2 separate regions of the Homo sapiens genome follow, and region 2 is linked to region 1. A link is a contact called in ENCODE Hi-C or POLR2A ChIA-PET data. All regions are on one chromosome and are shown on one strand. Each heading gives the region's core, a stretch centred on a gene start or an enhancer-like site at or near the end of the contact. The rest is flanking DNA. Distances are from core to core; before and after follow the strand shown.

The links. A loop is a pair of places that touch in the nucleus more often than their neighbours do. ChIA-PET counts read pairs that join two places held with the same protein, here RNA polymerase II (POLR2A).
Region 2: a map of transverse colon shows a loop between it and region 1 (17-fold over the local background). The contact joins two enhancer-like sites. A Hi-C loop is called at or near these places in 3 of 168 maps with a recorded cell type or tissue (MCF 10A, PC-3 and transverse colon). POLR2A ChIA-PET finds 5 or more read pairs at or near these places in 2 of 52 experiments (OCI-LY7 and activated T-cell).

The regions. Positions count from the first base shown.
Region 1 is chr5:137,144,256-137,149,792 of GRCh38, reverse strand. The region is part of intron 3 of SPOCK1 (SPARC (osteonectin), cwcv and kazal like domains proteoglycan 1); the gene reads left to right. Among named protein-coding and RNA genes, the nearest start is that of SPOCK1, 350 kb to the left of the region's middle. RefSeq lists an enhancer at 3,130-4,329. Within about 2 kb of position 3,297, at least 5 of the 41 ENCODE cell types and tissues checked have a DNase peak (open chromatin) inside an H3K27ac peak, as active enhancers do.
Region 2 is chr5:137,184,046-137,189,582 of GRCh38, reverse strand. All of the region lies in intron 3 of SPOCK1 (SPARC (osteonectin), cwcv and kazal like domains proteoglycan 1), which reads left to right. Among named protein-coding and RNA genes, the nearest start is that of SPOCK1, 310 kb to the left of the region's middle. Within about 2 kb of position 2,407, at least 2 of the 41 ENCODE cell types and tissues checked have a DNase peak (open chromatin) inside an H3K27ac peak, as active enhancers do.

The DNA.
Region 1 (5,537 bases), core at 2,048-4,547:
TTCTAGGTACACTAAAAATTTGGCAGAAATTCTTGGAGTTGCTGAGTTTCCCAATCCTTACATGATCAACAACCATGGCTGCTGAATAATGTCAGAATAATCAGCACCAAAAGAGTTAATTCTCTGGATGTCTTTGGCCTGGGAAAAGCTCCATGTTTTTATAGAAATTTTAATTGCATTAAAGTGAAGCACAGGTACAAAAGATAGACTGTGTGAGCCACAGTGATCTTTTAAGTACACTTTTTTCCAGGAAATATTTGATTTTTACTATGCTTTTTATGCCCTCTTATTCTCTTAGGTTATAGAATTGGTTCTTTTGTATTTTGAGTAAATCTCTCTCCTTTGTTCATAAATGTCTTATGAATAATTTATGTCAATTATAATGAAATAGAACCCAAATACCTTTACTATTATAGCATTTTAATAAATTCTGGCCATTGTGATGGATGAGAAGGTGAAGACTTCTCTGTGGATGATATCTTTTTCTCTACTTAGAGGCCAGGCCATTCTCAGCTCCTGTTGCCTACACTGCCCTGTCCCATGCTGCGCTGGGCTTCATGCATCTCCCCATTAGCAGTGTGGAACATACGCACACTTCACAGAAACCCCTCACGGAAGGAACCACAGTCAGTTCACCTGGTCACTATTGTTTCTTAAGTCAGAGGGAGTTAAGTTCACAGGACAGCAGCATTGCCTTTAAAAGCAGCTCGCACTTTTGTATTCATTATAAAAGTAATACAAGCTTATTAAGATAGCCAGCAATTTGGCTTTGATTTCTGATAGCTCAATCTTTTTTTTTCACAGGAAGTCTTTTTTTATGAGGTCTTCTGGGTAACATGAATCTTGGGGAAGGTGGACAGAGGGGTGTGATACATTGCTGCTTGACACTTTAATCATCACCTTTATCCCCATCAGAAGTTATTTTCATTAGTGGCTTAGTGGCTTCAAGTATCAGCCTTGGTGTGAGACTCGCCAAGATTAAAATCCAGGCTCACTGGCTGTGTGACCACAAACAGGCTTAACATTTCTCTGTCAGTTACCAGTTGGTAAATTAAGAATGATCTGATCTCTGTATCAGTTTCTTTATTGTTGAATTAGGATAATAGTACATTATTCTATAGTTGGTCGTTGTCATTGTCTCCATGTCAGCCCCCTAATTGGGTGACAGAGTATGTAATGTTCTCCCTCCCCTTCCTTTCTATTTAATTCCCCCTTTCCTTCTACTTCCTCTTTCCACTCCCATCACACTTTCAAAGGGAAATCAATTTCTTGATGGAAATGCTGAGTGAGGGTCCTTGTCAGAGCAGCTGGGGAGCAGGGAAAATGTGAGATGATAGCTTTGAGAAGGGAGGCTTGGCTGCCCAGGCTAATAAAATTTTGTGGTTGTTGATTTTATGACACACATTTCCACAGCTGCTCTGGCAGACCCCTCTTAACGCCTTCTTTTCTAATGATCAGGACATGTAAATTACCATGTTGGGCTTATCAGTGGTTGCTCATAATGTCTTGCTTTGCATGTGAGCAGAGGGGCCAAGCAATTCCCAGACACTCTCAGTAGTGGGTAGTCCTTAACTCCTTCATCTCAGAGACACATGCCAAGATCACCCAGGGCTGGACACCTGCTCTGGACCCTGGCCATGGTCATGGCTTGTCATTGTCTCCTTGCTGCAGACAGGATATGAGATAGAGGGCAATCAGGAGAAACTGAGGGCCCTGGTCTGTGAGTGGGGCAGAGGCTGTGGCTGTCCGGAGAGGAAGGGTAGGGAAGGGAAAGGCGCTTCTTTTGGAAGAAGGCAGGTCTGGTTCTGAGTACTGGCTTTGCCATTAAGGCTTTATGGTGCTGGGAAGTTACTTTACCGTTTCAAATTGGTTTTCTCATCTTCAACTTGCCTTTTCACTTAATTTATCATAAATATCTACCTATGTTACCAAATATAGATCTACTAGTTTCTGTAAAATAGTTGCATGATGTTTAAAAAATGTATTATGTTATTAACTAAACCATTTCCCTACAGTTGGTGTTCTGGATTGAATGTTTTTATCCCCCTCAAATTCCCACGTTGAAGCTCCAATTCCTAGGATGTCTGTATTTGGAGAGGGGGCCTCTAAGAAAGTAATTAAGGTTAAAAGAGGTCCAAAGAGTGGAGCCCTGAGCTGATAGGATAAGTGTCCTATAAGAAGAGACACGAGAGAGGGCTGGCTCTCTGTCTCTCCAAGTGCTTGCATCGAGGAAAGACCATGTAAGGACGTAGCAAAAAGCTGGCTGGCTGCAAGCCAGGAAGAGGGCCCTCCTAGAACCTCACCTTACTGGCACCCTGATCTCAGACTTCTAGTCCCCAGCACTGTGAGAAAATAAATTTCTGTTGTTTAAGCCACCAGTCTGTGGTACTTTCATTATGGCTGCCCGAGCAGACTAACACAGATGGACATTCAAAGTGTTATAATTTTCCCTTATTACAGATTATTAAGATGAACATTTTTGCCTAATATGTTCACTTGCTGGGTCATAGGATGTTTCTTTTTTCCCTTTTCTCTTGTTATAATTTTTATGTATACCAAAATGTTGAGAGGATACTATAAACTGCTATACACCCATCTACCTACATTTAACAATTGTTATCATTTAAGGGCACAACCAAAAAATTGACCCCCAAAAAAGGCTGTTATCAATTTATAACCCTCTCCCCCACCTCACACACACACATACACAAATAATGTAACAGAGAAGATGCTTTTATCTTTGACACAGAAAGAAGTCCCCAGGACCTCAGTTTAAAGGGGAAAGAAAAGGTCTCTTCCCAGGAGGGCTATCTTTGGTCAGACTCATCTTTCTCTCCTCTGCCTCTTTGTCTCTGTCTGTCCTGTGTCCCTCCCCACCAATTCCCCAATCCTTAAATGCATGAGTCCAACCTTTATGCCACTCTGCTCTCTGCCCTATCCAGGCACATGTCTAATAGGCCCTTTGTTTGGCCTCGGAGAACTTGGCCAGCCCCTTGAATATGAAAGGAAAGAATTGTGAGGAGGCTTTCCAAGCTGCCATTCTTCTCTGGTTACAGCAAAAATCCTATGGGCAGAATCTTCTATTTTATATTCTGAGAGGCTCTGTCGTCAGCTGGTGAACAAGCCTCTCTGGAGACAAGGGAGGCAAGATGCATGCACGGGTTACCATGGGGACAGACAAGCTGCAATAAATGTTCCTGCTCATAGCTTGACGAGGTTTTCACAGTTTGGTGTAATTTCTTTGTCAGTCGTCCATTAAGTCACTCCTAATGAATCACTGGGAGTGTCTGCTCTTCACGTGAACCTTGGGATCGCATGACTCAGGCAGAGAGCAGTCTTAAAAGCAACAGCGAGACAACAAGGCATCTTTAACTGGTGGACTTTTTGCAAATCGAGTGGCCTCTGGCCTGAGGAAGATTCTGGAACTCACCAGAGTGGGCCAGGAGTTCAAGCTGCTGTTTTAGATTAATCTTTTGCTTACTGGTCTCAACAGGTATCTTGTGCCTCCCGGAATCCTGTGTGGCTTGGTGTTCCTGGGGAGAGGGAGGAAGGAGGTTCCTGGCAGGAGAAAAGGGGTTCTAAGAGTTGACCACTGGGCCTTTCAGCCCTGATGTCCTCTGTCATTTGGCGGACGAGAATATATGTAGTGTGTCTGTTCTTACTAAGTGCCACTTTCTACATAAAATGCATATTTAGGGTTCCCTCTTCCTGCCCCTCTCCCCCGACTTTAGTCTGGTCACAGGTTCTTGCATGCTGGGTTGAAGGCACTGTGGAACTCAAAGGCCCTGGCTCCCCAGCATGGTCCCTGTGGCTCCAAGGCCCTTCAGGACCAGGCTCAGCCTCTTCTCCAGCCTTTTTACTCACCGGCTTGCTCCAACTGCTGCCAGCCTCATGAAACACTTGAATTCCTTAAGCCTGCCACAAACTTTCTTACCCCTGGAAAGACAACTTCCTGTTATCTGGAGTGTTCTTCCTCATCCTATTATCTGGTTTAAACCTACTTTTCCATAGATGTCAGTCTGTCCAGGAAGTCTCACCTGACCCCCTGAAAGGCTGAATTAGGTACCTTACCTGTCTCACCTGTCTCCTATGTTCAACGGTGAACCCCTGGAGAGCTGGAAGAACATCTTTTTGCTCACCTCTTTGTATTCACCTTTAGCCTGCAGAAAGATTCTTCACGCTGAATGATACTCTGTAAATATTAATTGAATAAACACAAATGTGTGTGATTTCCCCCAGGTGAGGAACCCTTTGGGCCACCCCACAAAATGGAACCTTCTTCTCATCTGAGCATCTCTGAGGTGGTATCAAGCTCTGCTGTGCTAGGTGTCATGACCCTTTGCCAATTAGCCTATAGGATGTGCTCAAGAAGAGTGCAAAGGCTTGATTCAGGATTTTAAAATCAATGTAGCTAATTAAAAAATAACTCGTTGAACTGAAAAACAAGTTCAGAAACAATTAAGATAATTAAAATATCACCACCTTAATTGAGACCAAGTAGTGAGCTTAAAAATAAAATTAATCAAAAAAAGTTACATGGAACCAGTAATTAACTGGCTTTTGAATTCAATGCTTTACAGCTTAACAAATCTCTTTAAATTAATTCATTCTTGGTTTGTTCCTTGAGAAAGGTTTCTGTAAAAAGTCATTTTGAAAAAAATAATTGGATTTGTGCTGGGTGCCAGTTGACTCTTGAATAGTTCTGCATATAGGTGGGAAAGATAAAATTAACCTTTGGTGGGCGCCTGCTCTGTGCTAGGGATGCTGTCCTGTTTGGGTCCACAGGAGTCCTGCAGGTTTGGTGATAGAAGAGGTAGAGAAGACACAGGGCTTTGTCATCCTCTGGGGATGTCTGCATCCTCTCACTCCTTGTATGCGGAGAGAGATTGAAACTTGGAGCAAGTCCCCAGGAAATCAATAGCACCATGACAAGGAAACTTTGAACTCTGCTCAGGGCTGTCACGCTCAGCTGCCTCTCCTACCTTCTCACCTACAGTTTCCCCTACTTATTAAAAGGCCTCTCAAATGCCACTTATTATTCGGATCTCTTATCCTTCCCTTTTCAAAGTGCAGCCACAGTCCTTTCCAGTACTGGTGCTGGGTGCCTTTCAGGAGCATCCATCACCCTGAGCCTTGAGGCTGCTAGGTAAAACGTATTTGGGAGGCCTGAGTTTAAATGGAAATGACACACTCCTCATCCCCTTTCAATCCCAGTGTTGCTGTTTCTCAAAAACAAAATGCGGCGAGGTGATTAAACAAATGCTGACAGCTTGATTTGTTACTGTTTTGTTGCTCTGTGAAGTTCATTTACTCTAAATAATTTGCATACATGTTTGAAGTATTCAGACCCCAGTAATTGATTTTTAGCAGACTTGATTTCTGTATGCAAATTGTTAAGTATGTAGGGAGTTTAATAACGAACAGTTTTTATTTATTAGTATTTTGGGTTGGAGGTTTTTTGTTTTTAAAGAAATGTTAGCTTCCAGAAGTGGAGGGTGGTCTACAGGAGTTAGCCTAAGGTAGGGTGACAGATGGCA
Region 2 (5,537 bases), core at 1,158-3,657, 41 kb before region 1:
TGAATGAGCAGTATTATTTCAAAGGGATCTTTTTTTCTGAGTGGTAGGTATCGTAACCGTGAGTTTAATATACATAGTAAACCATGCTGTAAACAGATGTGCTGTCATCTGAGCTTCGTTGTTCCATTTTTAGAGTACAGGCAGAGTAGCTTTAGTGTCATTCCTAAAGGCCCTATGATTTCTGGAATGGTAAATGAGCACTGGCTTCAACTTAAAGTTACCAGCTGCATTGGCTCCTAATGAGAGGGTCAGCCTGTCCTTTGAAGCTTGGAAGCCAGGCATTGACTTCTCCTTTCTAGCTATGAAAGTCCAACATGGCTTCTTCTTCCAATAGAAAGTTGTTTTGCCTGCATTGAAAATCTGCTGTTGAGTGTAGCCACCTTCACCAATTCTCTTAGCTAGATCTTCTGGATAACTTGCAGCTTCTCCATCACCACTTGTTGCTTCACCTTGCACTTTTGTGTTATGGAGATGGCTTCTTTCTTTAAACTTCATGAACCAATATCTGCTAGCTTCAAACTTTTCTTTTGAAATGTCCTCATCTTTCTCAGCCTTCAAAGAATTGAAGAGAATTAGGGCCTTGCTCTGGACTAGGTTTTGGCTTAAGGAAGGTTTTGACTGGTTTGATTTTCTATCTAGAGCACTGAAACTTTCTCTATACCAGCAATAAGGCTGTTTCGGTTTTCTGTAATTTGTGTGTTCACTGGAGTAGCACTTTTAATTTCCTTCAATCATTTTTCCTTTGTATTCACAACTTGGCTAAATGTTTGGCACAAGATGCCTAGCTTTTAGCCTGTCTCGGCTTTCGACATGCTTTCTTCACCAAGTTTAATCATTTATAGCTTTTGATTTAAAGTGAGAGATGTTGGACTTTTCCTTTCACTTGAACACTTACAGCCCATTGTAGTGTTATTAATTGGCCGAATTTCAATATTGTTTTATCTTAGAGAATAGGGAGGCCTGAGGAGAGGAAAACAGATGGGGGAGGAGCCAGTCAACGGACCAGTCAGAACACATAAAACATTTGTTGATGAAGTTCACCATCTCATATACATGTGGTTCATAGTGCCCCAAGACAAATACAATAGTAACATCAAAGATCACTGATCACAGAGCACCCTAATACATATAATGATAATGACAAAGTTTAAAATATTTCAAGAATTACCAAGATGTGACACAGAGACACAAAGTGAGCACATGCTGTTTGAAAAATGATGCCAATAGACTTGCTCAACTCAGGTTGCCACAAACCTTCAATGAGTAAAAAATGCAAGATCTGAGAAGTTCAATAAGCAAAGCGCCATAAGATAAGATATGCTGTATAGGCAGAAAGTGGTGGCCACGTGTGGCTGGAGCAAGCGGCAAGTTGGGGGCAGGTGTAAGATAGGGAAGAATGGGGCCACATACGTGGGATCTTGGATAGCATAGTAAGAGCTCCCAACCTTTCTTCTGCCATGATTCACCTGACTCAGGATGTCCTGTGGACTTGCCTGGGCTGATGCTCACCTAATAGGATTGTAACTCCTCTTCTCTACACTGCTGCTAAGCAAGAGATGTGTTCTTATCAGACAACCTTATATTTGCTCCAAGGGGTGGAAGGATAACCTTCTAAAAACTCCCGTTCTTGAGCCATTGTTACTTCCACTAATTTATGCTAACTAATTACTTGGCTATCTCATAATGGATCATAACCCTTCCATGTGTCAGAACACCACTACTGGTAGCTTTTTGAGGGCATCTGCAGGGAAATCACTGAGAGTTGCTGAGGGGAAGTGACCTGAACAGCTTTATCATTCTCTTTTTTAGGCTCCCACATAACTATACACAGATTTCTCCTATTAACATATTGAATTTTAATGGTTCCTGTCTTGTTTAGCAGTGACAGCCACCAGGAGCATGCCTAGAGTGAGCGTACCGTTGTGTCCATAGTGCCCAGCACAGTGCCTGGTACACGCTGGGTACTCCATACATGTATGAGTTACAGTTGCGTTGGGGGTAGATAACAATGGCAAATGGGAGGGAGATTAAGCTTGAACCCAGGAACACCTCAGTAAGGAGGTATTTGCTATAGATGAGAAATTATGATAGGTTGCTGGAGAAGGGGTCTGATTGGAGTGGTAACTAGAGGGTAGAAGGGTGAATTGAGATGTGGGGAGAGAAAGGACAACACTCTAAATGACTAAGTTTCTGGCTTTGTTAACTAGATAAGGAATGTAGAAAGAAGACATGAACACAGAAAGAGAAAGCATGAGGTAAACACTGGCCCCAGCTTGCTGCTCTGTTTCCAGTGAATCACCCTGGGGAGGAGGAGAAGCAGGCTGCTGACAGATGAGCCTGGAGCTCAGGGTTGAGGTCGGGCCTAGAGAAATGTCTGGGAGTCGTCAGCATGAGGCTGGTATTTGTAGCCATGGAGTGGGCGGCATGCTGCATTATCCTTTCAGGGAGTGGGACAGAGGGATAACCTAGGGCAGGACCCCAAGGAACAGCAAAGCATAAGGAATAACAAGAGGGATGAGAGTTTACAAAGAGACCAAGGAGCTGCCAGAGAGGTGGGACGTGGACTGGATGGGGCAATGTCACAATATCACAGAAACTACAGGGAGTAACACATTCAGGAGGGAGGGAGACATGATCAGGGGCCAAGGGGCTCTGAGAGCCAGGCCAGATGAAGATGTTGATGTGGCCTTTGGAGTTAATGGCCTGGAGGTCATTGGTCCTCTGGTGAGAACAGTTTTGTGAAGTGGAGTGACAGGGAGGGAAGCCAAGGGGAGGAAGCGAGGCAGTGAAGACAGTAGCTATACACTGGATGGAGACCAGCACCTAGCTCACTGCCTTGTGCCTCCCAGGCTGGACGTTTGGGAATCCTGAGATAATTGAAAGGAGTGCAGAGAACACCTGGCTCACAGACTGGAAGTCTTGGCTCCACTTGGGTCAGATAGCCCTTATATAAATCCAACCCAGCAAATGAAATTTCATAAAGACACAATAACTGTTATGTCCTCCTAAGCCCCATGTCTTCTGTCCCCTTCCCATTGCCTTGTGAAGCTAGAGGAAAGTTACTGATGTTATCTTGTCCAGTTTGGTCCAGGGCTTTGAAGATGTTTTCTTTGAGTGGAATTGAGTCCTTCCAAGACAATGCTGGTGACAGTGGATGAAATCCAAAACAGATGGCTGAGCAGGAGCAGTCCTAGCCCTTATGTCACTGTCTAGCCATTGATGCAATCCCCCTATACCCCAAACGGGCCTATGCAAAGGGAAGGGTGGCTCATAAAAGTGTTCTGCTCAACTTAGCATATCTCTGTGATCATGTACTGATCATGTACATTATCTCAATGATCAGCAGTACTACTTCTCCACCAACTCCTTCAAGAAGGTTGGCTGTGAAAGGACAATGAGAGAGGAAAATATCTGAAGGGGGATATGGGACTGAGAGTTGTTAAAGACGGGGTGACTCAAGTCTATTCAGCTGTCCCACCTCCAGATCAGGATTTTCAGAAGGCTTTGTGCTTGTGAGGACAGGAATTTTTTTGGATTCCCAATAACCATCTCTATTCTGTGGCACAGATAAATTTGGTCTCAAAGGGAATTTGTTTCGATACGCTGCCTTTCCCGCTTCTGCCCCTTTAGAAGACTTCGTTTCTCATGGCTTATCAGGATGGAGCACTGTATTTTGTTACTGCCTGTCTTGTAGCAATACCACATTCATTTTGTTTTCAATTACCAAGATGTACTTTGAAAGGCCTTATCTAGCAGAGACACAGCTTGCATCTTCCCTGTGCAGTATTTCTCTGTGGTCCTGCAGGGGCCTCCTTAGATGCCAGCCTGGCTCACATCTGTTTTCTGCCCCTTGGTGAGACAGCCTCCTCTCGGCACCCTGGCACCACGGTAGTCCATCACCTAATCTCATGCCCATCCCACCATGTTCTCTGCATTCCTTCTGAAGATTTTATTTATTTCTTTATTTTATTAAGACTTAGGAGCCTCAGAAGGCCCTAGATGGAAAAGTGATGGCTACAAAGCTGTCAGGTATTAAAGTCATACAAGTGTAGCTAATTCGTCCGTTTCTATTTCCTGAATTAAAAAGAGAAATGCAACAAATTAAACTAATTGCTGAGACTCCTTTGGTGCTAGAACCAAGCCATCTGTGAGAGGAGTTCCAGGGTCCTGCCTCAGCTCATGACCTGCAGCTCAGCTCTGGTGACAGGTGGTGAGGGGCAGCTGGTGGCTATCTTCTGGTGGCAGGTTCTTCTGGCCTCAGTCTTGGAGCAAGTAAATTTGAAATGAATGGAGTGTAACCTGTGTAATCCCTTCATAGGCCTCCAAAGGAAAGAGAATAAGAAATAAAAAAGTCTCTGGCCACCCAGGATATAAAAGAGGCAGTTTCTTTTCTGTTTCACCTTCTCCAACTCTTCTTCCCTCCCCCTCTCCCAACTGACCCTTTCCATTTTTTCCTCTCTCTGCCCTGACTTCACCCTGTTCCTCCTTTTGTTTGTCATTTCATTCATTCTCTCTGCCCCATTTGCTGTGCTAGGTGCTGGATACAGTGGTCAACAAGACAGACAAGATAGTCTCAAGCGTAGTTAAGTTCTGCACAGGGAATCAGCAGGTGTCAGTGATGGAGAATGACAGGGACAGTGTGGTGAGGAGTGGCATCTCTGAGGCGGGGACATGTGGATGAGAAGGAGCCAAGCTTGAGAACATTTGAGGGGCAGGGCTCAGAGGGAGCTGCAATTCCAGGGCCTCCTAGAGAGGCATTGAGAGCAAGGGTCAGGAGGGAGAGGGGGCATTGAGGGTGGGGAACAGGAGGGGGTGATGGAGGAGTTGGAGAGAGGCTGGGATGCATGCACCTGTTTCTGATCCTCATGAAGAAGTCCGTTGTCTTGTGCTCTGTGCCTTCCATCCTCATTCCTTGAGCTGGGTTGTGATGTGGCTGCCCCAATATTCTCTGCACTGGGCTGTGAAGGTCCAGATGCCCCTTGTGATTTCATCGACTCATGGACATGGGTATTTATTTTACTTGAAACTCTGCAGAGCTCTGGCCAGAACCTCTGCTACTTGCCCAGCAGCTTAGGGAGGGTGGTCTTTACCTTCTCCCAAATGGAAAAGCTTTGCCCGTGCTGGGCAGCAGATTCCAGGAGCTGATGGGACATTCTGGGGCGAGGACAGACCCAACAATCTGGGTCAGGAGTAACATGTGTGGGCCCAGGGGAGAGAAGGCTTCCTGTGGCTGGATGCTAGGATCTGTCCATGAGAGGAGCTGAGATGCCCCTGAACCAGGCTTGTGCCTCATTGGTTTCCTCTGACTCTGGTTATCAGAATCATGTCTACTGTGTGCTTATTTGGCTAGCCTCTTAAACAGAGCCGTATGCCCTTGGGAGAAAGCTGAAGCTCAGATGCTCACTGCAAAAGCCTACTTTACATGGTCATTGAGGAAAGCAAAACTACACTTAAAAATTGGTAAAATTTGTTCTTGTCCTGGAGAATCCTCCTGCTTGTGGTCACTGGACTAAATCCTAAGGCCACACCTTAGCAAT